Regions from separate parts of the Homo sapiens genome. Here region 1 is linked to region 2. A link is a contact called in ENCODE Hi-C or POLR2A ChIA-PET data. All regions are on one chromosome and are shown on one strand. Each heading gives the region's core, a stretch centred on a gene start or an enhancer-like site at or near the end of the contact. The rest is flanking DNA. Distances are from core to core; before and after follow the strand shown. Region 1 has its middle 120 kb from the start of LINC01776. Region 2 overlaps DPYD (dihydropyrimidine dehydrogenase).

Region 1 (4,591 bases), core at 1,466-3,965, 430 kb before region 2:
TTTTTAAGCTTAGCCCCAAAGAGCAAGAAGAATTTAGCCATGGGGTAAGAAAGTGGAAAGGGGCAGAAACTTTCTAAAATGGAAGGGAACAGTAAAAGGAGGTCTTGAGACAAGAAGGAGCTTGGTATGTTTAAAAACTAATAATGATAATAAAATTCACAGCTAACACTGTTCTAAGTGCTTTACTTCTGTTTGGTAACTTAACTGAGAGAGGACCAGTGTGGCTCCACATGGAAAGTTCTTAGTATTTATTGAATGAATAGATTTTTAAAATAACTGCCTACGTCCTTTAAAATGCTAATTACTTATCCATGTGATGCAAAAAGTAAGATGGGAAAGGGCACTGACATGTGAATATTGAAAAAGATACTCAGATGACACTGATTTGCACACCTGCTATTTAAGTAAATACTGCAGTTCTAAGTCACAAGTATATTTTCAAGGTGCAGCTCCTGGAATATATATATTTTTACTCCATGGTTACGAAAAGGAAATCTGTCCTGATGAAAGGCCACTGCATTGCACAGCTCCCGCTTTGCATGCCTTCATGGGCACCATTCACATTATATTCTTTGTGAATGGTGTTGTCTAGAATTTTGTAATGTGGTAGCCCTGCTGACAAAGCCATATTTCCACTGAGGTCACCAGGAGTCTGACTTACCATGATCATACTTACCTCCAAAGGTAAAAAAGAAAAGCGAAGAAAACTTGAATCATCTTGGAAGAGGCACTCCGAGAATCTTTCTGGGGAACACATACCATATGAGCATTTTATCTAACACTTTAGTGCCTGAACCGTTTTGCTAATTTGACATGGGAAGCGCTAATAAGATAAAAAGCTCAGGTGCCCTTATCCCATTAGCACTTCCTCTAGAGTTTTTCTGACCCACATTCTGACCTGATCTCTCCCTTATTCCCCATGGTTTGTATTGTACTGATTAAAGCCTTCATCCTTTTGAAAAGATGCTGGGGAATTGTCTGGATTTAACTAAAATTTCCAGCTTAAATTACTGTGTGATTTTTAGCTGATCAGAACCCATTTAGCATAGGCGGCAGTGGCCCAGTCAGGGGATAGGCGACAGAGTGCACAGAGGATGCAACCAGAAGGAGCCAGTTAATAGGCAATTAAGGCTTCATTGCCTTCCCACCACCACAAAGCTCCTTATCTGGGCTCACAACCACGAGCAAGAAAACCAGCCAGTTGAAATTGCTGTTTATTTTGTTTGGCTATATCAGAGTTTTCTTTTTGTTTTGTTTTTGGTGGTGGTGGTGGTGGTTTTCTTTCCAGATTCATCTGCGTTTAGTCAGAACTCATATTTTTCAACCTCCTAGTCTTAATCCAGACCAAACTGTTTTAGAATGTCTTTTTATTAGAAACATGTAGATTTCTCATTATTAGAAACATGCCAGTTTATTTTAGAGAAAAATAATTAAGGGATACGGTTGTATTCATCCCTATCACTCTAAGTGAAACATAAAATCCCTCTTTGCTCCTCCGCCTGCCAGGGTACATATCCAGGCTTCAGTTATTTCCTGTTTTAATTACCACAACCGCCTATTTCTTGGCCTTTTTTCCTATATTTTCTCCTCCTAGTTCTGTTTAGATTATTACTGCCAAGTCAATTTCCCTTTCATGCTAAGGACCGTGTTGACGTAGTCCTTGGATTTGACACAAGCTTCTCTAATATTTATGCTTCAACCTCGGACTCTGTCACCTTCAAAGTTTCTTTCCTTTATTAGCACCTTGTTTCCTGCCTCTCCACCTAGCTCAGTTTCCCAGTCTTTTCTCTCTTCCTGCTCACAGTTTGATGAGTTTGATGACTGTATGTAGGTAGAACACCTATCCATCTTTATTCTGCTGGTCAAAGAGGGCACCGTACTAGCAAATAGGAGACCTGGTGACAGTCTAGCCATCATCTCGCATGAGTGTTCATTTCACAGAGGAGTAAACTGGGGCACAAGAGGTGCAGGTCGCTGGTCCACAGTCATGCCGCACGTCAGTGGCAGAGGCCAAGTGAAATCCTGATTCTTCCCAGGGCTCTTGCTCTTCACCAGTGGTTCCCAGTGTTTCCAAGCATGAGGGTTCTTTCTTGATGTTAAAACTTTTGAAAAGAGATTTCTGGTTAAAAATGATAGCTAAAGGACATTTGTTTATCCCATTTCCCTAACAAAATTCCTGTAAAAAATCTAAAGATATGAATCCATATTATCTCCAGAAAAGAAAGAAGCCATCAATGGATAAGAAAATTTTACCAAATTCTGGAAAACAGTGGTTTAAAAAATGACTGCTGATGCATCAAGGACAAAAAAAAATCATAGACTATAACTGAGTGCTTTATTTTTTTTATTAGTAGCCCTATCAATAAGAATATTTTAAATACACCCTTTCTTGTATATATATACACATATGAACATATATGTATATCTACAAAATGTGTATTTTTAAATTACTTGGCTTTCTAAGCAATAAAATACATTGTTTTCTTTATCAGTTAGACTGGAGTGCAGTGGCACAGTCATAGCTCACTGTAACTGCTAATTCCTGAGCTCAAGCAATATTCCCGCCTCAGGCTCCTAAGTAGCTGGAACTACAGGCATGTGCCACCATGCCTGGTTAATTTTTAAATTTTTTTCTAGAGACAGTGTCTCACTATGTTGCCCAAGCTAGTCTCAAACTCCTGGCCCCAAGCCATCCTCCTGCCTCAGCCTCACAAAGCTCTGGGAATACAAGCATGAGTCACCATGCCCAGCCCCTTGTTTTGACAAAAAATAAAAAGTACATCAAAAGAAAAAGGCAGCATTTTAAAACCGAGCAATCACGTATAATGGAAATTACATTTTTACTTTAGAGTGACTAAGTGCCCAAAAAAGTAGTTTAAATTCGGGAATGTTTTTAAACAAATTTCTAATTTATCAATCAATTAGTATCTGCATACATATGAAACATAGTACATATATATGAAGTGTCATTTTTTCAGTATATAAGTACTGTTTGATATCTATCTGGATGATCAGACCCCTTGAAGTCACGGTGTTTGGGGAACTACCACTACAGACTATTCTTTCCATCTGCTAGGGAGTTTAATGACTAACAGGTTGAATCCAGTTAAGATTAGAAAATAACGGAACAGCAAGATTCTTCTTGTCAAAACATGATACCTGAACAAACGAAGACATTATTTCTTTGTGGGACTCATTGCCAATAGAAGATTTACTTACTCTACAGCAGATTTGAGCATTTGAAAAAGAAGGAAGAAGGGAAGGAGTCATGAGGCAGAAAGTTTATTTACCTATGGAAAGAGAAGTAGAGTTGAATAACAAATCAATGCATTTGAACATTGCAAAAGCCTCCTTAAAATCATACTTAAGCGATTGGGCTCAACTGATACCAACTCAGGCCTGATTCCTTTTCCTAAATAATTCAAATAATTGATTTTTTAACTTTTATTTATGTATATTTTCATAATTTTAGTTATTTAGGTAATTTCAGAATAACATTGCCTTCAGTCTCCATTTTCTTCTCAGAAACAATGGCAGACCTGTTCCACTAATGAGTACATCATAGGCAGCATTCCCATTTTCTCCAGACACTTTCAGTCAGTCCCAACCTTTTCTACACCCTGTGTGTAAGGGACATTTATCCAGAACCTCCAGCAGCAGTACTGGCTTCACTGAAATTACACTTTGCAATTATTGTATTTTCACTATTTTGTAATGACATTAAGTTTATCTTGATAGCTTTCAGAACTTGAAAGTCTTAATTCAAATAAAATGACTAAAATGGCTTGATTCTATATTCAAGCCAAAATTAAGACTTCTTTTCCCAAAAACAGAAAATCCCTCTAATACAGAGAAATTTGTATTCCTTTCCTCTGGAGCAACTCAGAGTTACTATTATCTTAACTTCTTTAAAAGCACATTTCTGTCTCTCATTCACTTTCTCTTTCTCTTTATTTTCTCTTTTTGTTTGTATGTCTCTGTCACTCTCTCCTCTCTTACTGTCTTAATTTTGTATCCCTCAAAATTTCAAGATGAGGTATGAGGTTCTATGATCATGATGGAACTTTGAATAACATTTTTGTGACAGTCGTGATTATACCTATCTTAACCAATAGTCTTGTAATGAGCAGATAGATTTCTATGTAAGTATAATTCATAAATAAAGAAAATAGGTACACTCAATCTCTCTTTATTAGACTTAAAGAATAAGTTGCTTATAGTCAGACCAATAGATTAAGAAAAATCATTTTAAGGAACAACTCAGTGAGCTAAATTAAAGCAGCATAGACTTCTTAGAAAAAGGTATGATTTCAGCAAAAATTTTATCCTTGTACATGACACTTGTCAACAAAAATGAAGATGAGTAGTATTGAACACAAGCCATTGTGAACATAGCAATAAGTATTATACTACTAATAATCATGCGACTTTTCTGCAAAATGTTGGAAACACGTTACTTTCATTTATGATCAGTCAAGTCAGTAACAGACAAGTCTGTTACAGGGATTTTGCCTGATACCATTGTGGGGGCTAAACACTTTCCGTAAGGCTGCTGTCTTTGTGTCTGCTGCTTGGGCATGAAGTCCAGAGG
Region 2 (4,636 bases), core at 4-2,503:
ATCTTCTAATTCTTGCTCTTATGCTACTTTCAAGTATGGTTTCTTATCAGAAGTAGGCTCGTAGGCAATGTAAAGTCATGGATAATTCAAAGTATTCAGGAGCCTCATTGTAGTGATATTTTTGTATGAGTGTGGTGATGTCATAGAGTTAGGAGACTTGGTTCTAATCTTGACTCAGTCTTTAATATGGATTGTTCTTTTACTTCACTAGGCGCATCTGTAAATAGAGGTCCCTTGTGGCTCTTACACTCTAAGGAGATACAATTCAATTTATTGCAAGTCTCTATATTTATGCCTTATATAAGTTCCTGGAGATACTGAGAAGGGTAATAGCCAGTCATCATACTCAGTAAGCTGAAAGGCTAGTGGGGCAGACAGGCATATAAGCAGAGAATTTTAGACTATGTGGATTTCAATTGGAATACAAGAATTTGAGGGTTTAATAATATATGTAAACTATTTTATAAATTGATAAATATTAAACCCAGAATTTCTATTTTAATGGAAGTAGCATTACCTGACATTTCTGAATGGTAAATGTATTTTTGATACCAGAGCATCTGTGATTTTTTTACAATTAAAGAAAAATCTTAGCTTTTTAGACAAGATGTGTGAACTTAATTCAAATCCAACAATTAATTGAAAGGCACTGGAGACATGCTGTATTTCACTGTCAGTTTTTTGTTATTGTTGCTGCTTATATGTCATTTGTAAGATGACACCATTATTCAAGTGATGAGCCAAACAGTACTAAATATTTTTTTCTAAGCCAGTTTTCTATCCCAACTTTTATTTTCTGTGCATACTATTCCCCTTATAATCACAAATTGTTAATATGGGAGGTGTATTTACTTTTCTGTCTCTTTACAACCTATACTCATTGTTATCAAGTCCTGCTAGAGCTTCCTTAACAATATTTCTGAGGTTTGTCTCTTTCTTTTCATTTGAAGTAACACTATATAAGCAATGTGTACCAGGAAGTTTGGTATATATTGTGGCTTAATCAGCATATAATAGACTTTTCTTTAATCTGACTTATTTCAGGTCTTGTTTCTGTAGCTGCACCAGCGCAAAATTGATTTCAGTATTTACAGTGAATATGCAGCAATCGTTGAGTTACTACATTAAAATGAAACTAATATTAGCTGCCCATAGAAGAAGTACAGAGTAGTGAATAACAGTCCATAATCTGAAGCCAAAATATGTGGGTTAAGAATCTCTGTTACTTCCTGGGGAAGTTACTCAATCTCCTTGTGATTTAGTTTTCTCATCTGTACTTGAAAAACACTTGAAGGGGTGCCTGGCATACTGTAAGCTCTCATTCAACATCAGGTATTACCAAATAGTCATCTGATATAAGAACATTAAAAAATGTTCTTATATCATTTTTTAATATAATTTTTTTCGAATAAAAGACATTATAAAATTTTGATAAAAAGTTGCTAAACTGTCTTATTGTTGAAGTATATATTAGACTGAGAACACATCCAGAAATCAAGTTAGAATATTAATAGAGATAGGGTGTTTTGCATGGTGTATCTTGGGAGCACAGAAATGTGTTATCTACTGCGGCTTGATAGGAGGGAGGGATTTAACAGACTGGTTGGAAGTGTGGATTTTGGGGAGGGAGTTGTGTGCATGGGAGATTTTCAAAAAACAGTTTGCAAAGGAGCATTGGATATATTTTATTCACATCATTATGCTATATTGTAAAAAAATTATGTCAGTTAAAATGGAGAAACCTATTAGCAGTCAATGAATGGAGATGAAAATGAATTACTTTTTTTGTGCTGGCACAATAAAATTTCCATTGATCATTCTTTGAAATGAGTAAGTTTTGGTTTAGGATTTTTGACATTTGATGGATTTCAAGAAAAATACTTAAGCTGATGTGATTTCCCACTTATCTTTTAAGTACATAAGCCAAATGCTTTTATTTTGAAGTTTCCATGCACCCTGGTTTTGAATATTTTGCCTTGTTGATTGGACTATCAGTCCTTCCCATACCTAGTTGACCACCAGAATCACCTTGGGCACTGTAAAAACCAGGTGTTGGGGTATAACATGGGAAAAATTGCTAAAAGCGGCTTAAAGAAGACAGAACTTTATTTATTCCTCATGTAAAAGAAGTCCAGAGATAGATACTAGAGTGCGTATAGCACCTTTTTGTTGTCAACAGGTTTCTGTCTTTCCATTCTGATATCCTCAAGTTCACCTCTCTGTTGAAGTTAGCAGCTAGAGCTCCAAAAGCAGAGAAGAACAGGAAAAACAAGGTATACCTCTCCCTTTAATGAGACTCCTTAAAAGATACACACTTCTAAATGCATATTATTTCCTGGTACTTAGCTGAATGGCTTGTCAAAGCCTGGGAATTATAGTCTGTAGCTGAGAACTATGGCTCCCAAAATGTAATAGGGGTTTGCTACTAAGAAGGAAGGATGGAGTGCATACTGAGGCAGGAGAGCTGCAAAGTCTGCCACAGACATTTGTTAAACTGATTGATTCCCAAGGCCTATCCATGTATAATTGATAGATGTGTAGGGAAATCTGAGATATTCTGATGCAGCTGATTTATTCAGGAGTATCTGTGATAAGTTAACTTTTTCTACTTTAAAGCCCATGGTCCCATGACCACGTATCAATCTCTAATACATTTACCTAAGATTCCTATATAAAAGTGAGTAAAGAAATTACGTATTGCCATTTTGAAAATTTTTCTGTATTGTTTGTCCAGGTGCTCTATAAAATTAAGCCATGTGAAGGAGTGGCCACTAGAGTATGATACTCTTACTGGAATTCTGCATACACTCAAGGTGGGACACTAGGGAATAGATGTACATTTTGTATTGGGGGTTCCAAGACCACCTCCAGGCACAATTGATTTACTATAAATACCCTCAGGATATAGAAGTTGTTGTATTCATGGTTATAGTTTATTATGGTGAAAGAATAAATTAAAAGAAACAAAGGGAAAAGGCGCATTTGTCAAAGTTCAGAGGAAGTCACCCACAAGCTTTCAGTTGTCCTCTCCCAATGGAGTTACATGGCACACATTTAATTCTTCCAGCAAATGATGTGTGACAACATGTGAAGAGTTGCCAATAAGGGAAGCTCACCCAAACCTTAGTATCCAGGGTTTTTAATTGCGTGTTAGTCATGTATACATATAGTGCTGTGTGACTGACTTCAGTTATTCAAGGTTCAGACCACCAGAGAAAAAGCAGATACTCATCATTAATCACACTGTTAATGTAAACTAGCCAACTGTTACAACGTGGCCCAAGGCCTTTGGCATTAAAAAAAAAAACAAAACAAAACACTCTTGTCTGACAGAATAGTCACAGCTTGGTTCCTAGGAGTGAGCTGAGGGCCACTTCTTCTGAAAACAAGCCTTTCTTGGGAATGCTTAGTGTATTAGTCTGTTCTCACGCTGCTGATTAAGACATACCTGAAACTGGATAATTTATAAAGGAAAGAGGTTTGATGGATTCAGAGTTCCACATGGCTGGGGTGGCTTCACAATCATGTTGGAAGGCAAAGGAGGAGCAAAGGCACATCTTACATGGTGGCAGGCAAGAAAGCTTATGCAGAGGAACCACCATGTAGAAAACCATCAGATCTCATGAGACGTATTCACTACCATGAAAACAGTGTGGGGAAACCTCCCTGATGATTCAGTTACCTTCACCTAGCCCCACCCGTGTGACATGGGGATTATTACAGTTCAAGGTGGGTTTGGTTGGGGACACAGTCAAACCATATTGCTCAGGATTTGAGCAACTCAGGCCTATCAGGTTCTTTCCTGTACACATTTCCACCTGAAACAATAAAAAAGAAACAAAATATATGAAACAATTATTTTTAAGATACTGGCTATCAAGCAATGAAATACAGTGTTCCCTGAGAAACATAAACAAATGAAGGAAACCCTAATATTTTTCTAGTTTATCCTCTTGAGAGAGTTTATAGGCTGCAGATCAGAAGGGGGAAACCACACAAAGCCTGGTGGAATCCTTCAATTGGAGAGACAGAGCTGAAAGTCTAGGGAGACCAAGGAAGCTAGAGTTTGTAGAACAGAACAACAGAGAGGCTAGAGCTGCTCAGAGAGAAACCTGCAGATCAGCAGAGGGTTCCCCTTGAGTACTCCACAGAGTAATGATTAGTATACGCATGTGGGAAAATGACCCATGGCTGCGTAAAGAACAGTCCGACGGAACTAGCACTCACATGGGTCTGGGAATAATGCCTCCTCCCACCAGCCAGACTGGAAAACTTCATGATTCATACGACATTGGGTATTCAGAAGTTTTTTGCCTCAGTAGTGGGAAATAATTAGCCCCAGAGCAAATGCTGCTTGATTCCCTCCTCACAAAGCTTAAAACCAAGACCTGAGAGGATCAAATCATTTTCAAATAATTCAATTATGTCCTAGAACAAAACTCAAAAACATTTATAGGAATGCGAAAATATCATGTACCCAATATGGTAAAATTCACAATGTCTATCATCCAATTAAAAATAACTAGGCATGAAAGGATGCAGGAAAATACCACCCATAATGAGGATAAAAATTAATGTATTGAGACAAATCCAAAGCCGACACAGATGTTAAATTAGCAGAGAAGAACATTAAAAC

The links. A loop is a pair of places that touch in the nucleus more often than their neighbours do. ChIA-PET counts read pairs that join two places held with the same protein, here RNA polymerase II (POLR2A). Pooled maps may share reads with other maps.
Region 1: a map of endothelial cell of umbilical vein shows a loop between it and region 2 (5-fold over the local background). The contact joins two enhancer-like sites. A Hi-C loop is called at or near these places in 2 of 168 maps with a recorded cell type or tissue (MCF 10A and endothelial cell of umbilical vein) and 2 of 50 pooled maps. POLR2A ChIA-PET finds 5 or more read pairs at or near these places in 1 of 52 experiments (MCF 10A).

The regions. Positions count from the first base shown.
Region 1 is chr1:98,324,320-98,328,910 of GRCh38, reverse strand. No RefSeq gene overlaps it. Among named protein-coding and RNA genes, the nearest start is that of LINC01776, 120 kb to the right of the region's middle. RefSeq lists an enhancer at 4,232-4,591. Within about 2 kb of position 2,715, at least 8 of the 41 ENCODE cell types and tissues checked have a DNase peak (open chromatin) inside an H3K27ac peak, as active enhancers do; they include endothelial cell of umbilical vein, where a contact is called at or near this core.
Region 2 is chr1:97,897,773-97,902,408 of GRCh38, reverse strand. The region is part of intron 1 of DPYD (dihydropyrimidine dehydrogenase); the gene reads left to right. Among named protein-coding and RNA genes, the nearest start is that of DPYD, 21 kb to the left of the region's middle. Within about 2 kb of position 1,253, at least 3 of the 41 ENCODE cell types and tissues checked have a DNase peak (open chromatin) inside an H3K27ac peak, as active enhancers do; they include endothelial cell of umbilical vein, where a contact is called at or near this core.